Linked DNA regions of Homo sapiens: region 2 is linked to region 1. Evidence: chromatin loops called from intact Hi-C (ENCODE). Cell type or tissue: ascending aorta. All regions are shown on one strand. Each heading gives the region's core, and the rest is flanking DNA. Links, peaks and the distances in the headings are about the cores only. Region 1 overlaps GRB10 (growth factor receptor bound protein 10). Region 2 overlaps GRB10 (growth factor receptor bound protein 10).

Region 1 (10,535 bases), core at 5,099-7,598:
CCAATTAATTATTCAACTATATATTTTTCTATTCCTCCTACGGTCTGATTTTTTATTAACAGATTAATCAACCTAAAAATATTTCAGTGTATGTGTATTAGTTTGCCATGGCTGCCATAACAAAATGCCATGAACTAGATGACTTAACAGAAACTCAGTGTCTCACAGTTTCGCAGAACAGAAATCCATGATCAAGATGCGAGCAGGTCTGATCCTCCCGAGGTCTGGAGGGAGAACCCACTTCTGGCCTCTCCTGGAGGTTCTGGCGGCTGCTGGCATCTTTGTCATTCCTTGGCTTACAGAAGCATCACTGCAATCTCCACCTTTATCTTTATGTGGCATTCTCGTCCCGTGTCTATTTGTGTCCAAATTTCCCCTTAGAAAAGGACACCAGTCATATTGGCTAAGGAGCCCAGCCTACTCCAGTACGACCTCATCTTGATGAATCACATCTGCAACATTATTTCCACATAAAGCTACATTCTGAGGAACTGGGGCTAGGACTTCAACTTATGTATTCTGAGGGGGACATAATTCAATCCATAACAGTGTGCAATAAGGCCCTAATTCAGCTGCTCATCCAAATAGTTTATAGTTGTCGGAGCACATTAAATTAAACAATGATGCCACTTTTACAAGATTCTAACCTTGTATGTATTTGACTCTCTTGAGTACATGCTTCAGTGCACAGAACTTTCACTCTCCATTCTTCAACTCAAACCATGTGGTTTTCATGACAGTAGCTTTATAACATCAAAGCCACTCTTTTGAAGAAGGTAATCTGTCAGCATTGAAAGACCAAATCCAAATGGTCTCTTCTGTGTTTCCATCCAACCCAACCTCTTGGCAGGGCTGGACCCTGCTGACGACCCTCACTGGACGCCCAGCCACACAGGTCCCACTCAGTCTGTTCTAACCTCTTCATCTCAGGCTTCCATGTACTGTCCCCACTTGGAAGGGCCCTGATCTATTCTGGAAATTGTAGGTAGAATTTTGGATTTCAAATTTTCAAAAACCTAGATGTAAATAATGTGTATTTCTAGTTCCAAATCAGGGTTCTGACTGATTCAGTGGCTGAGACAATATAAAACTAAATTAAAACAAGAACTCCATCTATAAAAGTAAGTGGAATACCATCTATAATAAAAGAATATGAGAGCACACACTGCTAGTATTGCAGACACCCGTTAAGTACCTGAGACCTGGTGGGCTGGGCAGCAAGCTTCTAGGTTCCCATCAGGGCCACGGTTATGGCAGGGGCAAATCTGGTTCTCTTTAGTCTCTATGGCATAAAAGTTGTTCACCTACAGAACAACTTCGGTTTCTATAGAAGCAACCTGTCCTTTATTAGGGGAACTCCAAATTACACCAAAGAGGGTGGACACAGAATAAGAGAAGAACGCCTTCCAGGGACTTGGGCCACTGAACTGACTGCTAATAAAAGAACAAACAATGCCTTTGAGGGAGATGGCCATACAGCGTCACCAGAGAAAGAGACAAGCCACATGCACCAGGTATGTGTCCAGAGACCAGGTCATTCCAGAGTGGGAGGAGAAGGATTCTGAGACTTCCGCTGCTTGCTAACAACCAAGCCCTCCGATCAAATACCTGAAAATCTTAATAGCATGAGATTGGTCAAAGCAGACACCACGCAGACTTCGCTGAGACGGCAGATTTTTCTATCAAAATGTTTCTTTTTACCCATCCCCTTCGTTTTCTTTGCCTCATCCTTTGGCTTATTGCACACCAGGTTTAGTTTGACTCAGAATTATCAGCATGGAGATAATTCACTCTTGATCCTCCAATGGCCCAGTCTTCTTTGGATTCCTGCCCTCAACAACACAATTCACTGTGGTCAGAATTCACATTCCCAAAGCTGTTCCTAGTTATGCTCTTGGTACCTACTAGAATCTTACTGGAATACAATGAAGAATTTTTGTCCCCTCTCATGTAACTGGTTACAAAGGAGGTGAGCAACTGCTGAGTGCAATATACCAGGGCCCACTTCACACTCCCCCCTGCTGGCCTCTGTGCCCTTCTTCAGCTGGCCCCAGTACGATGAGGAGCAAGGCATCTTCCTGGGCACGGGCAGCAGGCAGGCACCGTCTTCCTAGGCACTGTCAGCCCTAGGCCGTGGGCCCCAGTGCATGCTCCGAGGGAGGACTGTGTGGTGGGGCAGCAGGAGGTAGCCACAGCAGGAAGAGTCTGTGCTGTGCTGCAGCACCGCCCATGAAGCCGGGAACAGCCACAGCATACATAAGGGCTTGCACAAGAGGAGTACAACTAATCTCCCACAGCCTCCAGACGCTATTGCACTAAAAGCTGTTTGTCTCGGCCAGCCCCACCCGCTGCAACTGGGACAGCCAAGAGAGTGGGGGACTCAGGAAGAGATTTCAGGTCTGACATTTTCATCTCATAGGAAACAGCACACAACAAGTGCAGGTGTGTGTACACACGTGCAGCTTAGGCTCTGCACAACTGCCCTGCATGTGTTCCAAGCCACAACCCTCCCCAGGCAGGAAGAGCCCTCCCAGCCCTCTGAGTTCTCCCACACTCCTCCCCTTGGAAATTGCCAGAGACCACTTCAGCCGCTGGCCTCCCCGGGCTGGTGAAACGATGCATCGGGAAGAGACTTAAGTTTTCCTTCCACACGCTTCACCACTGTTCACAGGGTCCATGACTAGCCACCCCTGCCATCCCCCAGGTGGCTACATGAAGAAGCTACCCAAGTAAAGTTGGTAGATCAAAAAGGGACCTCTGAAGTACAGGCTGGAAGGGGCTCACAATGATAACAAGATCTTCCTCTTGAACTGTAAGTGATTACAGACACTAATATAAATCCAGCTAGAAGTGTAACCATGCGGCTGTCACTGTGCTTGAGACCATGAGGTCTTTATTCCCTTGTGTTCCGTCTTCTCGGGAACCTTTCACAGTATGCTGAGGCTCAAGGGCTGAAGGCTCAGGAATCCCCCGCCCTCGGATGACGTTTATACACAAGGAAGCTGAGCATGGAAGAGACAACCCCCTTTGCACAGTGTGTTCTGCCAACAGAATTATGAGTATTCCATGGCTTTTGGAAAGAAGGAAGGAAGCAGCAGCATGTCCCCAGCTTCTCCTGAAGTGTGGGGAATGCCTGGGGATGCCTAGGGCACCACGGGGTCCCAGGGAGGTGGCTCTGCGAGTGTTTCCCATGGCCAACAGCACCAGCTCAGAGCGTGCCTTGATCCCGAGTTGTGAAAAACCAGAGACAGATCAGTTGATGGCAATAAATATTCTCCTGCCTTCAGGTGGCCGCTGCCAAGCCTCACAGAGTCCCAGGCAAGGGCACCTCTGCAGAGCTTGCCCTGGTCTGGCCTTAACAGACGAGGTTCTGGTCAACAGGGAGAATTACTGTGGGATGACCTGGTCAGTTCTGTTTTCTGTGAGGTTTCTCCTCTAGAAAGAGCTCACTGCAGCATCAGTGCATGTTAAGAGGCACATTTTTGATTCTAAGCAGGGGTTTTTCTTTGTTTAGCATTTTATTTTGAAATAATTTTATTTTGAAATAATTTGTTTAGCATTTTTACAAAAAATGTGCAAAAAGCAATACAAAAACTCTCTGTATATATTCTTCACCTTAGTACTCCAAATATTAACATTTCACCCCATTCGCTTTATCAAATTCCCATTCTCTTTCCCTACCTACCTAGGAGAGTGGGTTGCAGACATCTCGCCCCTTTCCTGCTAGATGGCTTTGTGTATATTTCCTACAAACAAGAACACTCGCATAACTACAGTACAATGATCAAAATCAGGAAATTAACACTGATATACTACCATTAGCTAATTTACAGACCTCATCCAAATTTAGCCAAGTGTCTGACTCCTGTCCTTTTAGAAAAGGGAAAAAAAACAAAAACAATGTTGTTCTTGGTTCATGATTCAGTCCAGGACCCAAGCTGCGTTTGACTGCCTTGGCTCTTTAGTTCCTCAGATTTGGGTTTTGTTTTTGGCTTTTGTTTCTGTGGGGGTCTTCTATGACCTCAAAACCCGAGGTCATTCTCTAGAATGTCTCTTGGTTCTGGTTCAGCTGACGTCCCTTTGAGATTAGCTGTAGAGATGCTGTGTCCCCCTGGGTGCCACAGCTCAGGAGCCACACAATGCTGCCCTGACCCTTTTTTGGTGACATCAGTGTGGCTCACCTGGGAAGAGTGTCTGCCAGGTGTTTCCACACACGTAAGTTATTATTTTCCCCTGGCCCTTCATGCTGGCTCCTGTGTCTTTATGCCATGTCCCCTTCATTCTTTAAGCATCTCCCAGGCAGCCCTGGCTCCTTTTATTGGAGAATGGTATCTAGAAATGACCTGAGCGTTAGGTTGAACGTATATTTAAAGACAGAGGAAACACAGAACTGCAAGTTGTCTTACAGACCATGAAAACTATGAGAAATCAATAAATCACATCTTACCAATTTTACTTAGATGCACTCAGCTGTCCAACTTCACTCCACTGCCCTAGTCCAGATAACACGTCAGCATCTCCTGCACCTGCATCCCAACCGGCTATCCCACACCTCCTCCAGCCCAGTCCATCCTTCACACTGCAGCAGGCAAAGCAAAGTACAAAGCTGCTTTCCCCTCTCTGCCAGAGACCTCCTTTGCCCTGGAGACCAATCTCTTCCTGGGACACCTAAGGCCCTGGCTTCCTAGGCGCTGCCTCCTCTATACTATCTCAGCCACCATCCAGGGTGCCTGTGCCTTCCTCAACTGTCCTCATTCCCTCTTTCTGGAACACTGTATGCCTTCCAAGGCACTTAAGGATTCCTCATCTTCGGCCCCACTGATAGCTCTCCCCACATGATGGAATGTCCTGGCAGCATGTTGGAAACTGTCTGTGATAATGTGCCTCTATAAGGTGATTAGCATTGGTTTCTCTCACTGGGTTATGGGCTCCCAGAGGGCAAGGCTGTGTCTGCCCTGCCAGCCTCAGACCCCAGCACCCAGGCAGTACCTGCATGTAGAAACCACCTAAAATCTATCAGTGAATGGGCACAAGAGAGGAACAGAGGACAGTAAGGGCGTTATTTCCTGACTGTGTCCTGGTAGGGGAAGTTGGAACCCTGAGGAGACAGGCGCGGGCTGAGCGCAGAGTGTGAGATGTGCACACATGTGAGGGGTTTAGACAAGCAGACCCAAGGTCCTTGCTTGCTATCGGTCACTCTGATCCTCCGTCCCAGGGCGATCCTGTGGACTTGAGACCATGTCAGGGAGGCAGCGGCAGTGAGCTGTGCTGCACAGCTGAAAAAGACAGGATGTGTAACTACTGGAACAATACATGCTGGAGATCTCTAAGCTCATAAGGTCAGAGACCCGATGTGGTGACTATGCAGTAGCCTATGCAAACGCCACTAGACTCTCTTCTTCCTTCATCCCTGTCACTGCAGGGCCACACAGGCCTGACTTGTCATAAAATTACTATACACCCAGAAATAGCCACGGAAAAGCCAGAGGGCTTGCTAAGGTGTCTGCGGTATTCTGAAGACACAAATCCTGGAGTCCCTGCAAACAGCTGCTGACCACCTGGGACACAGAGTTCCACCCCTGCTGGGGAAGGCAGGCTTCCAAAGCCACCGTGTGCTACCATGCGGTGCCTCTGAGCCACTCTCTCATTAGGGAGAATGCAGAGGTGGAGAAAGGCTCCAGGAATGGGGTCAGGGCTCGGAAGTCCCGAAACTCACTCTATCCCGGATGTGGTAATCAACATAAGCAGGTCTTTGCAGACAGATATAGCAACACACATCCTGAGCTATAAAACATCCTCAACCTTTTAGTAGGAATCTGACTTCTAGGGTCTACCCTGGGGAAAGGATTCAAAATGTGGCAACAGCTGCACTCCAGGCACCCAGTGAAGCATCATTTATAGCACAGACACTGGACGACAATGCAAATTATCTGGTCACTGTGAAGTAGGTAAATATGGCACAAATCGGTACTCATCAATGTAGGTATCAGCTATCATGAGTGTTTTTTAGGAAGACCACACTAAGAAACACAGAAAATACTTATGAGATGTTAAATAACTGAAAACATATCTAAAATTATATCCACCTTTACTAAAACCTGATAAAATGCCGAGGGGCCAGGAACTCGACCAAACTCTGGGCAGATGGAAAGAGCTGACTTTGTTTTTAATACTGTTACAATACTGTTTTTGTGCCAGTTCAATGGTCAGAGTCAAAAGGGCAGTCACACTTAGGCTCCAAGGTTAAATGAAGAAGAAAGCAATGTTGCTTCCCACTTCCTCGAGTGTCTGTGATGTTCCCGCGGCTCCTGGCATGGCAACACTGCTTCTCATTCCCTTCCAGGATTCTGCAGAGAGACCAGGGACTGTGTGAGCGGAAACACTACCCGTGAACAAAAAGAGAGGAATGTGCGCCGGTACATGGTGTTCCCATTTAAATCTTTTCGGGGATTTCCTCATATAAATAAATCTGAAGATGCCAGGGTTCTATAAATAGGGCTAGAAACTACTGCCCTGATTCTAGAGAATCTCTGTTGTAAGATGACAGCGAAGATGCTATTTTAGGGCAAAGTAAAAGATAAACCATGTTAGTCATTAGCATTTGGTTCTCTCAGGGACCAAAAAATAAAAATCACCAGCAGAGGGTATGTACTTGTAAACCTTCCCACACAGGGACTATGTCTGTGCTCTCTTTCCTAGAAATGTCCAGACTTGGCACCAACAGCAGAGGGAGGATGTTTACCAAATTCTCTTGTGAATTTTTTGGATTTTCAAAACACTTTCACTTGGTTTCCTCCACTAATTCTTTTTTTTTTCTTTTTTACATTTTTATTACTCAAACTACTTGTCCTTCAGCCAGTTAAGAGACTGAGGCGAGAGCCTAAGGAAAGAAAAACAGAAAAGACATGGAGGAAAAGAGATGGCCATTGTCCAGGCAGTGGCCTAGATGGCCCATCTCATCTTGGGTCTCAACCAAGACCCAGAGGCCTAACACTTCTCGACTGTAAACTCTAGAACACTTTATCCTAAACTGGGTGGACCTGCCACATGCGCCTATTGCAGGAGAAAAGAAAAGTCCCTCCGTGGCTGCTCACAGGTATAAATAAAGCGCCAATGTCCACGTTCAGTGAGTGTAACAGGCTTCTCCAGTGGGTGAACTGTGGATTCCTACTCAAAACCAAACACAAACCAGCAGGCTGTTTGCTCGCAGTCATTTATGGCAGAAGCTGTCAGGTAGGTAAATTGGGGAAAGTGCATTGTCTAGTGGTTCCCCCTTACCTGATGAAATTTCGAGTCAAAGCAGCAGCAAGAATTAGCAAATCAGTTTGCCAAGGAAAATTACTTCCTGTTGCTAGCAAAATAGGCGGTCTCTGTGAAAGCACTGATGGCCACCGATAACCAATGACTGCACACTGCCCTTGCCTTTGAGTCCACAGGAGCCTCACGTAGATGGCCACAGGTGGGCAAGGCACAGACTTAGATTTTTGGCAAAACTATGGTGATTCTTCCTGTGAAAGACGTATATAATTTAAGTGCTCACATTTCCAATGCTCTTGACAGCTATAGATATCAAGAGGTATTCAATGCTACAGTAAAATATCTGTTTTAGGCCCCTCAAATTCAGAGGTTTATATTTTAAAAGATATTTGTACTCCGGAGAAACACTAGTAGTTGGGATTTCACATAAGATTCCTGCACTGATTTCCTGTGTCATATTTAGCCAAACAAGTGGTCTGCTCCAGGTCACGACTGCCTCGCTGCAATTGCATCACTTGCTCTGATGCAAACACGGGAACATGCAGGTGCCGTCACGTCGGGCCTTCGGGATTATTCTCAGACTGCAGGGGCTGCGGTCCCTAGAGAGCTGTGAGAGACCTCCGCTTTAGCAAAGCTGCCAGAAAAGTCTAAAAAAGTGAGGATGACATTCACCATTTTAAAAATAATCATGGGCAATTTAGCACCCTTTCCCAAAGTGCGTTCTGTGTAAAGTTTACAGGTGCTGTCTCTAAAGCACTTCTGTGATCACAAATGTTTCAGATGCTCTAGCTTAGCTTGAGTGAATAGGTAGGTTTTCTTTTTCTGTAAGATTTTTCAGATCCTCTAAAATCAAACGGGAAATGTAGAATTGCCAAGAAAACGATAGACGATGCCAAATTTCCCAAACTTACTGAACCTGCATGGCTTTTTCCCCCTCAGGACAACTCAGGTAACTGGCATTCTAGAAAATGAGAGGTAAAAAACGTGAAGAGATCTCAGTCACCTCAGCAACGCCAGAGGAAGACTGAAACCCAGAAAGCTAGACCCTACTCAAACCACGGAGAGCTGAGGGAGCCTAGCCAAGCCCCCCTTTGAAAAAAACATGTCCTGGCCACCCTGCTGTTAAAGCCTTGGCTCAAATGCAATGCTCACAGTCACCGAGGACACCCGAACCTGCCAACGCTCAAGGCTGGACGCAGGGCTGCTCCCAGGTCGCTCTGGGTCCTGCACCTATCTCCCATGCTGAGCTAAGCAGCTGTGCAATAGTGTGTGTGCCCACGTCTCTTCTCCGGGTAGCCCAAGTCTTGGAAGGCAGACAGTAGAGCAAACTCATCTCTGTCTAGAGCCTGTCCAGGACAGCCCCTCACCTAGAGGAGCATATTACAGGACCATAAGGTTAGAACATCCATCCTTCAGTGGTGGCCACGCCGGAGGGCATAAATGATGGTGAGCAATGCAATGGGATCTGCTACATGTGTGGGTTTTGCTTGCACGGTTTCAGGGATTCACGCGTCCCCTCATAAGTAATTGAATGACAAGTTGAGAGTTCACTTAGGCGTACTGAAATGCATTTCTGTCGTCTGGGGCACTGCTGTGGCACACTGAGAAGACAGCTAGAAGCTCGGGTCCTGAGTCTAAACCCACTTTTTGTGATGTATTTGTCAATGACCTTGGAAGATGACTTTATCCTCCCTGGGCCTCAGGTTCCTTAAGAGCACATGTCTCGTGGTCACTCCTGATGAAGGCAGTGATCACGTGGCAAAGGGGTGGGGCACAGTAGTGGTGCCGCGTTCATGCAGTAAAGGGGCATGGGGGCACAGCTGCGGTGCCGTGTTCACGTGGGAAGTAGGGGGTGCAGCCATCATGCCGCGTCCACAGGGGAAGTGGCAGGGAGGCGCAACTGCGGTGCCGCATTCAAATGGGAAGTGGGGGTGCAGCCATCATGCCACAACCACAGAAGTGGGGGGTGCAGCCGTGGTGCTGCATTCATGCAGGAAGGGAGGTAGGGCACAGCCATGGAGCCATGTCCATGCAGGAAGTGGGGTGGAGTGGACGTCCTGCCACGTTCACACGGCAAGAGGGGAGGCAGCCGTGGTGCAGATTTGACTGTCCTGAGCTCCAAGACACAGAGACATCAGCAGGGCCCCGCCTCCTCAGACAGAGCAGGAAATGGAAGTTTCCAGAGATGCTGCCACACATCAGCGCTGGAGCTGGGTTCTGCCCCAGCACCTTCCAAGTGCCGTGGGCAGGAGCTCCCCCTCCACACCGTGGCCTCTCGGTGCAGACGGGAAATGGTTACAGGCAGGTGGCTTCCGTTGGGAGACAGGAGCCACGCAGTAGCAGAAGGAAAGGAGTTAGAGATGCAGGTGTGAGGGGGGCCGAGGACAGAGGATTTTAACTTGAAAATGGCGGGATGAGTTGAAGTGCACCTCATGCTGACTCTTGCGTGCGTGAAGCCACAAGGGACCATCCTGTGATGGCGCAGCATCTTATCCATCCCGCCAGGGCCAAGGCCCTGGGGGCTGCAGACCCAACCCACTGCAGCCAGCACCCCTCAGGGTCCCCAGCACTCAGGGTAAACTGCAGTTAGGCTCAGGCCCCAATGTCTTCTGATCTCCAAAGGCACCAGAAAAGGTGACACGGGCAGACTGTGGAGGTGCTAAGAGTAACAGGGCTTGCCAGCGGGTGGAAGGGGCTAAAGGATGGAGGAAGTCCATCCTCAGCAAGGCCCACCAGCAAACTGCTCGGGACAGGCCCAGTTGCAGACACACATTTGCAGGAGAGAGCATTCTCTCCGTGCAATACATTCTGTGAAACAACCTGCACTGGGAGGCCAGGACTAGTTTTTCTCAGCAAAGATGGTCTAACATATTGCATGCAGTTAAAGCCTCAGGAGACCTAATTTTGATCATTAGTAAATAATTGTATGCACAAACCCTTATCCAAAGTGATTACTGTGGTTCCAGAAAATTAATTTTTAAAATTAAGCAGAGGGAGAAGAGCTGATTGGAGCTAAGACAAGATTTATGTCCTATTACTAACAGGGTTAAACTATGTGACTAATTGTGTTTGAATAACAAATGGAAAAATGTGCTCTAAAAACTCATTATGTAGCTGCACGAGAATCTTTATTGGCTGAAGGAAAGTGTGGCCTGTCAAAGTGCCCACTGAGCTTGTCTTAAGTTCATAAATAAACAAGTTCCTAATAGCATTACTATACTTTTTCTTCACCGGCACTCTTCTCTAGGGTGCCCCTGGGGACACCCCGCCCTCTTGTC
Region 2 (10,535 bases), core at 4,223-6,722, 71 kb after region 1:
GGACTCAAATTCCAACTCTGTGTCCACAGACAGAGGGGTCAGGTGTTTCCTTATTTAGAGTCATTAAACAACAGGTACAATTCTCCTTCCTCTATTACTTGGGTACATCCTTTAAGCCCCGGCTATGTCTTACACACTTCTGTATTCCCAGAATGGGCAACCACAAAGAAACTGCCAATCATTTCCTCATTGTCCAAAGAACGAAATGTTCTAATGTTGTTTGGTCCCATCTTACAAATTAGCTGGGTTTCAGCTGAGGTCTGGAAATGAAGGATGAACCCCTCAGCCAGTACCCCAGAGCCTGCTAAACCAGAGTCTGGGGGCAAAGGAAGACGATGAAGGGTTTTTAGCGATCCAGCCCCTTGGATCCCAGGAGCAAAGGCCCTGTTCAGGGTTCCAGCGAAGTGCCCCTGGTCAACTGGGATTTCCTAAGGCCCCACTAGTTGGGTGGTCCCTGGAGGCTCTCATTTCATAACAGTGCAGGTATAACTGTCAGCCTCACACGCCTGAAGCGGTACTGGGATTCAAACCTGGGGCCTGCATGCCTCCTGGGCTGGCTCACCTCCCGCTGGCCACATGACCCTCCAAAACGGTGTAGACTCTTGATGGAGAAAAGACTAGAACAGCTGCTCAAGGCAAACAGACATAGGAAGGTGGGAGGTAGGTCACACTGAGAGCTACAGAGGGACCCACAGGCACCCTCCAACCTTCACGCCCTAGTGCAGTGGCAAGGAGCTGGTTAAGGACGGTTAGCAAAAGCACAGCGGAGTCACATCAGGCCTATAGGGAAGAGTGGACAACACAGTGGGAGGGCACAGATGCTGTCCCCCATGATCCGCCACTGGCTGGAGGCAGTGGACTCGCACGTTCCAGCAGCGCCTGAGGAAATCTCACCATGCACAAATGACACACCAAGGCCACAATGGGTCATAAACGCAAAGCTTCAACTTTGCAAACTGGAGCTGCCAAGGACAGAAAAACCACAGGCATGACTGTGATATCCTGAGATAGCCAAGACTAGTGCTTCAGGAGCCACCTGCGGGGAAGAAGCAGTTTTTGCTGTCCCTGTCAACCTGTCAAGCACGGATACTTCACAACTCACATAGCAATGAATTGCCAGAAAGTAAAATAAAACAAAAATACGATACACACCCACATTTTTATTCTTAAGTTCAACATTCAAATTGCTATAAAATCTCTAAACACATTTTCTCAATGTCTCTACTTATCATGAACTGGAAATAAACACGACCTGGGACACAGCAGTGGGTGCATGAAGAGACCTTCCTTCAAAAAAGTCAACATTGTGCTACAATGAGGGATGGGAGGATGGGTCCTGAAGGGAGAGCGTGAGCCGCCCAGCTCTGAGCTGGTCAGTCTCATCTGAAGTGTTGATTAGTTCTGGTCCTTCCCCTTGAAGAGGGCTAGGCAAGACAGGAGAAAGGAAACAGGAAAAAGTGCCACAAACCCCGACAAAGGAAGGATGCCTGAAGGAGCTGGGGGCTGGCTGGGTAATGACACATAACTTCAAACGCAGAGAGACGGAAGTGATTTGCTCTGCGTTACTGACAAGGCCAGAAGGGAGCACAGTCAATGTTACAGGAGGCCCATCTTCTGACCACAGATAAACAGCCTGTCCCTGAGGGTCATGAGTTCCCTTCCCTTTGGTAATCAAGTAATATGACTCTGTGCAAAGAAAACAGTTGAATCAAGGATTCATGCTCCAACCAGGTACGCCATGATGCCTTTCCAAGTCTGCGTGCGCTTGATACTGCCATCTCTCCTGGAAAAACACTCCCGGCAAGGTAGCTGTGCCTGCTGCCTGCTCTGCTGGTTACCTGCCTGCTGCCTGCCCTACCTGCTGTAATGGCGACTGATATGGTTTGCATTTGTATCCCCGCCCAAAATCTCATGTCCATCCCCAAGGTTGGAGGAGGAGCCTGGTGGTAGGTGACGGGATCACAGGGGCAGATGTCCCCCTTGCTATTCTCATGACAGTAAGTTGCCACGAGACCTGGTTGTTGGAAAGTGTGTAGCACCTCCCCTTTTGTGCTCTTTTCCTCCTGCTCCAGCCACGTAAGACTTGCCAGCTTCCCCTTTGCTTCTGCCATGATTTTAAGTTTCCTGAGGCCTTCCAGCCATGCTTCCTGTACAGGCTGCGGAACTATGAGTCAATTAAACCTCATTTCTTTATAAATTACCCAGTCCCAGGCAGTTCTTTATAAGCGGTGTGAGTGTGGACGAATACAGTGACACACACACAGCAGGTAAGTTTTGGTTTTTGTAGGTCTAGTAGAAACTTTGACACTTTACAACAGAAAAGGCAACCATCTGGTCTCATAAGTAAAACAAAAACAAAGACTTTGATAAGTGATTTCACAGTAGCTTCTGGGCAGATAGATGGCAAAGGGAAAGTTGATTACTAACATTGAACTTTCATGGGATGGAAAATTAAAAGAACACAAATATTTCTGTGGGGATTTAACCCCCATGATAAGTAGGAGGAAAACAGAAGTGGGATATAGGTATCCCTGATTAGATATGTCCTTCTAAAAGGCAGTGCAAAGTCATAGACCAATATTGTGTTCTGCTCCTCCACTGCTTATGAAATCTTATGAAAAAGATAATCAACTCTAGCACCCCCAATCAAATAGATATCTGCACAGCCAAGCACACGGTGCCAAGGAAAAACCAGACAGTGGAATGGTTAAGGACATAGGCTTCAGGCTTGACCCCGTACGCCTGATCCCTGATCTATCCCATTACAAGCTGTGTGACCTTGGGCAACTTACCAATATCTGCAAGCCCTGGTTTCCTGGAAAAAAGAAATAGAAAAAATAACACATCCAGAATATTTGCCACAGTACCAGAGAGAGGATAAAAATAACACAGGCTGGGTGCAGTGGCTCACCCCTATCTATAATCCCAGACCTTTGGGAGGCAGAGATGGGCAGACTACTTGAGACCAGAAGTTCAAGACCAGCCTGGCCAACATGGCGAAACCCCATCTCTGCTAAAAATACAAAAATTAGCCAGGTGTGATGGTGCATGCCTATAATTCCAGGTACTCGGGAGGCTGAGGCAGGACAATCGCTTGAACCCGGGAGGTGGGGGTTGCAGTGAGCTGAGATTGGGCCACTGCATTCCAGCCTAGGTGACAGAGTGAGACTCTGTCTCAAAAAAAACAAAAAACAAAAATAATACATAGAAAATATGTGATAAATATAGTTGTTTATATTATTCAAAAAAAATCAGACTTTAAGCCCATACTTGAGGATGATGATGTTTGAGAAGATTTAGGCATTAAAAAGAAAAGCACTGAGAATAAATATATACATATTTATGTATTTTTATTTCCATTTATTTACTTATCTGTCATATTTCATTGATTTTAAGACATGCCCCACTCCCCATTTTAACATTTTAAAAATGCAAACACCTTACGATCAGCACACATGACACATTTAGGGACAATACATAATAATCTTTATTTCAACTGAAAAGCTGTTGTTAAAACTGACTTATGGCATTTCATGATCAAAGAAATTCAATAAGTCCAAAATTGCAGGATACAAATTCTATGTTTTATTATAATAATTCTGAGGAGGAGATTTTGGCATTTGGACAAAAACTTGTTCTCCTCAGTCTCACCAACATTAAACATAAACACACTTCACAGAGACGAATGTACCTCTGTTACTCAGTAGGAGAGATGGTCTTTTTCTGCTTTGATAATCTCATCTGCAAAGGGGAGAACATGAAGGTCCCCACCGCGTAGCATTGGCAGGAGAGAAAATCCAAGTAAAGTCCTCAGCATGATGACCAGCATATAGTAAAAACCTCAGTTTTCTCATTTATAAAATGGGTATCATGAAGGTACCCAATTCACAGAGTCGGTGGAAGGCTGAAGACAAGGGAAGTAAACAGGAAGAGCTTAATCTTTTCCCCACTGCCAGCCTCTGAGTGGTCAGCTTGCAGGCTGTCGAATATGTTAGTTTTACAGTTCTAGCAGGAAATGACATGGGATGGGGGATTAATCACCCTCCCCTCTACTTGTCTGCACAAAGCACACCACTGACAGCATCCCAGGTCATGGTGGCCCATGGTTGGTTGTTGTACCTGTCTGTCTCCCTCCAGGGCTGGGAGCTCCCTGCAGGCAGGGTTGACATCTTGTTCACCTGGTACCCTAATACCCAGCCATGGTCTGCCAATCAACTGTTCATAAAATGGTAAGCGAACAAACAAATTAGTCAAAGTTACTTAGAACATTTAAAGAATAGAGTTTTCAACTGATTCTGTTAGTTACAGAAAGTGTAAACTATTTACTAATATGTAATTAACTACCTAGGATTTAAATAAATAAAGCCAGTTAACAGCAATTTGCCAGATCAATGAAAAGTATTTTCCCAAACCAAATGCCATCTATTTGTTTTAAGTGAATATTCACATGATTTTAAAGACTTAAAAAGATTATAATCTCAAATTTACATAAGTATCGCACAAATCACTTAAAAAAAAAAAACTTACATTCTTAAAAATAATTCTACACTCTAAAACAAAAAAATCACATACCAGCTCATCCAAACAGTGGCTCACATTTAACAGGGTCTTTTGTGTGCTAAACACAATGCCAAAGTTTATATAAGTGTCTTCCAATTTTCACAATGACGCTGAAAACAGAAGAAATGTGGAGAATTTAAACACCATGCCTAAAGCCATGCAGGTGAATAGTAGTCAACACACTGCCTGTTTTACCTCACAAAATATCTCCATAACATAGCTGCTGTTCCTAAGTTCAGAATCATAACCTTAAATGACTTGGAAAACCATTTTAGGTAAATGTCCTATCAGCTGGAACAGTCAAATAAAATTTAAAGAGAGACATTTCAAATGATCTTCGTAACTTCCCACCTCAAGGGTTAAGAGTGGCAGGTACTATCAACAAATTTCTTAAAGAAAATGTAGTCTAATAAAATGTTCTTTAGCCAAAGTATGGGGGGGGGGTGTAGTACTTAAAAATGAAAAACTACAGAATCACTCTTTCACTAAAAATAATAATAATAATAACAACAGTGACAGACTTTGGGAATGGAATTCATTTCCAGGAACTGAGCCCAAATCAACTCTCGGAGATGATGTCATCTTTCAGCTCCTCCACGCACTGCCAAAAGATTAAGGAATCTAGGGCACCCAACAGAAAATCCAAAGCTGTATGTGATCAGCAGATGAAGTCTCATCTGAGGACTGTTTCTAACCCAGAAAATGGGGAGGAGATGAGCTGATACAAGGAGGCCCCCTTGAGCCTCTGTCCATCCAAAAAGGTTCATTCTAGCAGTCAGTGTCCCAGAAAAAACTTTCTTCTGTAAAGGGTCAAACACTACCCAACTCTGCTGATGGGGCTTGGAAGCAGCCACAGACAATACAAAACCCAATGGCCAAGTTCCAATAAAACTTTAATTTTATTTTTTGAGACCGGGTCTTGCTCTGTCGCCCAGGCTGGAATGCAGTGGCACGATCTTGGCTCACTGCAACCTCCACCTCCTGGGTTCAAGCAATTCTCCTGCCTCAGCTTCCTGAGTAGCTGGGATAACAGGTGTGCGCCACCACGCCTGACTAATTTTTGTATTTTCAATAGAGACAGGGTATCCCCATGTTGGCCAAGCTGGTCTCGAACTCCTGGCCTCAAGTGGTCCACCCGCCTCTGCCTCCCAAAGTGCTGGGATTACAGGCGTGAGCCACCAAGACCAGCCTCCAATAAAACTTTATCTGCAAAAGCAGATTGCAGTTCGTCAAGCCCTGCACTAGAAGAGTAGGTTCCCCGCCTGAAGCTTCAGGGACACAGCACTGAAATGGAACCACAACACACATCTTGTGGTGTCCTGGGGCTGGACAGCGTGTATGTGCACTAATGCTGTTGCCATTATCTCCACCAAAAGCTGAGGCTCTGCAGGGCAGGATGGCAAGGAGAGTTTCTAAGATGGCTCATTTCTAAGCATGATTGTTTTTAATTCAGAAATCAGAAAACTATGAAAATAAAAACATTGCTTTTGGAAATTCAACAGTAAATTTAATCACCTACATAAAATTCACATGCAAGTTGTTTCATTTCTAATGCTCAGTTCAACATTGTGTACGGAAGTTTGTAGCCAAGCACATTTTATTTCCTATTTTGCATTTTTCTGAAAGATAATAAATGTTGCTTTTATTTACCATAATTTTGTCATAGGTGCATAATTCCTTCTTCAAAAGCCTGGAGGCTGGACATGGTTAAGAATTAAGAGTTTTGGGGAATGGAGAATGATAACACAGTGTCCACATCAATGAACACAGATGTGCAGGGCCCAGAGGGAGCTCCATAAACCCCATCCCACTTCCCAGGCAGACCCTGTGTTCGGCAAAGCTCTGGACTCTGCCGTGGCATAATAAATGAGGAAATTTCTTGCTTCAGACCTTTTGATTTTAAAAATGGCAGACAATGAGCTATAGGACCCTACTAACGGAGCCCCCCCCGAAGACCAAGGCAGCCGGCCCTCTCTCCCCCCGTTGTCCCATTTTATTTGCTTCAGAATTAGTATCATTATTCACAGCTATCTCACTTGCCAGTTGTTCCATGTCTGTCTCCTCCACTGGAATCCAGGAGCCCCAAAGATCTGTCTGCCGAGCTCAAAGCTGGCTCCCTAGCCCAAAACATGTGCCTGGTACCTGGCTGGTGCTCTATCAAAGAATTAAAGATCACAGCCCTTGACTCAGCTTCTAAAGGATGACCAGGCGCCGGGTAATTTAGACATATTTCCTCTAATCCCTGCTACAACCCAGATACCACTAACCCTTTTCTACCAAAACTTCGGTATGGAAACTGCGGTAGGGAAAGTTGCAGGATTTCTCCAAGGTCAGAGAATTATGATGTGTCACATTCTAAAGGAAAAACTTAAGTCTTAAAAGTGAAGTGGGTCATCCCCAACCTTGCCAGAACCCCTCCCCAACTGCTGCCCTCCAACAGCAGGATGATTAAATGCATACAGTAATTTTGGTGCTTCTGTGCATATTTTAAAAATCACATCAGTGACTCACGGACTGAACCATCTATCTAATCCAAGCCACTGCTGCAAGTGAACAGCTAGAATTAGAAAATTATTTGTATGTTGAAGGTTTTAAGAATAAATTTTTCTCTATAAAACTCTGGAGATTTATCTAATTATTATAATATAATTACGACTGCTCAAGACTGGAACCCATTGTAAATCATCCCATATTCTGAGAAATTCTGGAACTGTCATCTTATTTTCCAGGAACAAGGGACATATGCCGCCAAGTCTTGCTGTCAAATTTTTTAAAGAGTAAGACAGTGCTTTCAAATGGCCCTGAGAAGCAATGAGTATTTCCTCAAAGCATGACAGCACATAGCAGGGAAAGCCCACCCTTCCTTCCTGACTTCCTGGCTCCAGGAAAGCAGCCTGGGGCATCGGTGACTACAAACACCTAACAAGGCCATCAAGGGAGGAACTGACACAGCTTGTAAGTCTGCCACTTCTGTAGGTACCAGCAGGAAACTGGAAATGCCAGGAAGGGAAGGGAAGCTGACAGAACCTCTGTGGCCATTATCTGGCCCTAAAAGCCTATTCTATACCCAGCCGAGGACAGCACTACGAAAATGACCTCAAGAGAGACTTTCCCTTGGGGATGTTCTTTGAGCTCACTGACTGCACTCTCTTGGGACTGAGTAGGAAGTGGCAGGCAGGGGTGAAGGGTGCAGTCGGGCCCGGACAACTAGCTAACACTAACTGGCCACACGAGAACTGGACTTGTGACCTGTGGGTGCAGCACAGAGCTTTAATCAATGGGGGGAGGCAACCACAGCCTCTTTAAGAACAAGAAGACAATTATGCAGAGGGAGAGGCAGATGCCTGTTCCAGAGCTCACAAACTACACAGACTCAGGGGTCACCACCAAACTTTGCAGTTCGCTAAGGTTTTAATCCTCTTTTCTGGCTTGTAACCAATTTTGGCTTTGTGTCACATTCGACGATTAGAATGAACGGTATTCCTAATCTTCAGCCTTTCTTCGAAGGCTTGCTTCACTTAGATACCAAAAAAAAAAAAAAAATGTTCAAAGGCATCTTTTTGCAGCCATAATGCTGTAGGCAATTTCTCATCACAGTAGCTAAAAAGAGACTTCACAGACTAAGAGAGAAAATAAGTTCAAAGAAGTGCAAAAAGCTGACCACAGCCTGAACATATAAAAGGACTTCCAAACCTAGGACTGCTCCAGCCGAAAAGTCACAGGCCTGGGAGAGATGGTGTAAGTACTTCCAATGACAAATCACGAGTAAGGATGAACCAGGATTCGCGAATCAAATCTAAAGAACCAAAGACCATCCCCTAACAATGAATCTGTCTACACCAAGTGAAAGTTCAAATAAAATCTGTTTCAGAAGATGAAGGGAACTTGCAGATGAAACTGTTCTAGCAGCCCATGAAGAAGAGCTAGAGAAAGTGAAGGAACAGAAATGAACTTGTTCTCCCACAAAATTCCACCTAGGGCTCTCAGGAAAGGAAAGAGCCAATCTGTGGAGAGGACTCCCTCTAGAACATCTGTTAAGACACCAAGCCCTTTCTCCTTCCCACTCCCTCACGCGTGAGCACATGTGTCCAGGTGAATGTCCCGACAACCACCATCACTGCAGAACCCGTCATCAGGAGTGTCTGGCCCGACCCAGAAGGTGAAAAACACAGTGAGTGCTTGCTTCATTCCAAACACGGAAGCCCGGCTCTCAGGGGGCAACTCTGTACTACAACCAAACTCTTTTAGAAAAGTACGCACAGTCAAACGGGAATATGACCACGCTATCTTACAAGGCAAAGCAAGACACAGAAGACCGAGGCAGAAAGGGCAGTGGGCCTCTGCACCATGGGACTTGTCACCAGCCCCTGCTCCAGCGTGTCCTAGTGACCTGAGAGCTACAGAAACGATCCATGGCTGCTGGCGACATGTGTGCCCTGGCCCTCGACCAGCACCATCGGGCCAGGATCAGATATATGTGCTCGCCCATACCTGGTAGTACGGATGGTGCAAAAAGGAATCTGGGCAGCCGGCTAAAGCCATGGGTTCCTTCTGCCTTCTTCAAATTACATTTACTGCGCTGCAGCACCTGGAATAAAGACAGACTGTGAGAAGCCAAGCCAGAAAAAAAAAAAAAAATCCACTACTTATGGCTGGTTCAAGTGTGACATGTCTGAATGGGCAGCTCTTGGTCTTAGCTTGTAGGTTCAGTAAGGACACTTGCTCGGGGCACCAGCTTTTTGCTGACATGCAGAGATGGTCCCCAACTATGGTGCCCTGAGAGGTCATCTGTGAGGTCAAAAGTCTGTGGGGTAGAAGGGTGCCCAGAGTGGTGAGGGTGACATCAGACCCTCTAAATTTAACTCACACATTCCCAGCACTCTCCTGCACTGCCTCACCCTTCTTCCCTATACCATCTATTAACACCCTGCAAACTTCATCAAGCTTTCGCAAATAGGGATTCAGACAAATTCCAAAGAAGCCCAGAAGGGGTTGTGTGTGTGTGTTTGGGGACAGGACCACAGAACATCATTTGAGTGAACACTAGCTCCACAAGCCATAGAACAAATCGGAATTCTCAGTGGACATCCAACCTGACAAACTCATTACATACTCTCCCCTGTGGGCCACGGCACCTAGTACCGAATAAAATGAGGGATATTAATTCTAACAATCAGAATAACAACAACAAAAATCAAGACAAGACCCTGTTATGGGATGAACTGTATCCTCCCAAAGTTCCTAAGCTGCAGCCCTAACTCCTAGTACCTCAGAATGTGACTGTATTTGGAAGGAGGGTCTTTAAACACGTCACTAAGTTAAAATGAGATGATGAGGGTGGGCCCTAATCCAATACAAGCGGTGTTTTTGTAAGAAGAGAATATTAGAACACAGACTTGTACAGAGAGAAGACCATGTCAGGACACCTTGAGAAAATGAACATCTGCAAGCCAAGGAGAGAGGCCTCAGGAGAAACCAAATCGGCCGATACCTTTGATCATGGACTTCCAATATCCAGACTGCGGGAAATGGATTTCTGCTATTTAAGTCCCCTCGCCCCCTCCCCAGTCTGTGGCACTTTGTTATGACAGCCTTACTAAACTAACACAGACCCAAAATATAAAATCACTAGGGAATTCTCATCACAGCTAAAAGGAACAGAAGCATCCCAGATCTGTAAAATTTACTACCAACCATGTTTTCTGCAAGAGTTTCTCTAGAATCCCTCAAATCACCAAAGAACGCCCCAGAACACTTTGCTGGGGCTGAAAGGAAGCAGTCAATAGCAGTGGAAGTACTGGCACAATGAAGGGAGCAGGTCCATGACCTGGCTCAGACGTCCCCAACCTACTCAGTGAGAACTGTGCCCGCATCCACCCTTCACCTCTGCCATGATCAGCAGCCCCAAGGCCTCAGCCTTCTCCGGCTCACAGTCAGCCTGTCCTCGGGGTAGCTGGTGTTACACGTCAACAGTC

The links. Peaks named below come from ENCODE experiments on the same cell type or tissue, not always from the same donor. Only the 100,000 strongest peaks of a DNase experiment are listed, where the experiment ranks them.
Region 2: it touches region 1 in a loop (8-fold over the local background); 4 of 110 quality-filtered maps call a loop at or near these places.

What each region holds. Positions count from the first base shown.
Region 1 is chr7:50,651,083-50,661,617 of GRCh38, forward strand. The region is part of intron 7 of GRB10 (growth factor receptor bound protein 10); the gene reads right to left. Among named protein-coding and RNA genes, the nearest start is that of DDC, 91 kb to the left of the region's middle. RefSeq lists enhancers at 1,805-2,435, 8,338-8,507. In ascending aorta, for the core only: a CTCF peak has its summit at 6,647; DNase peaks (open chromatin) are centred at 6,349 and 6,709; H3K4me3 peaks cover 586 bases; H3K27ac peaks cover 2,500 bases.
Region 2 is chr7:50,723,221-50,733,755 of GRCh38, forward strand. GRB10 (growth factor receptor bound protein 10) reads right to left here. Exons shown (of 19, transcript NM_001350814.2): 4 at 9,052-9,148. The coding sequence starts at 9,102. Among named protein-coding and RNA genes, the nearest start is that of GRB10, 54 kb to the right of the region's middle. RefSeq lists an enhancer at 3,119-3,288. In ascending aorta, for the core only: no CTCF peak of the experiment used is centred there; no DNase peak of the experiment used is centred there; H3K27ac peaks cover 1,824 bases.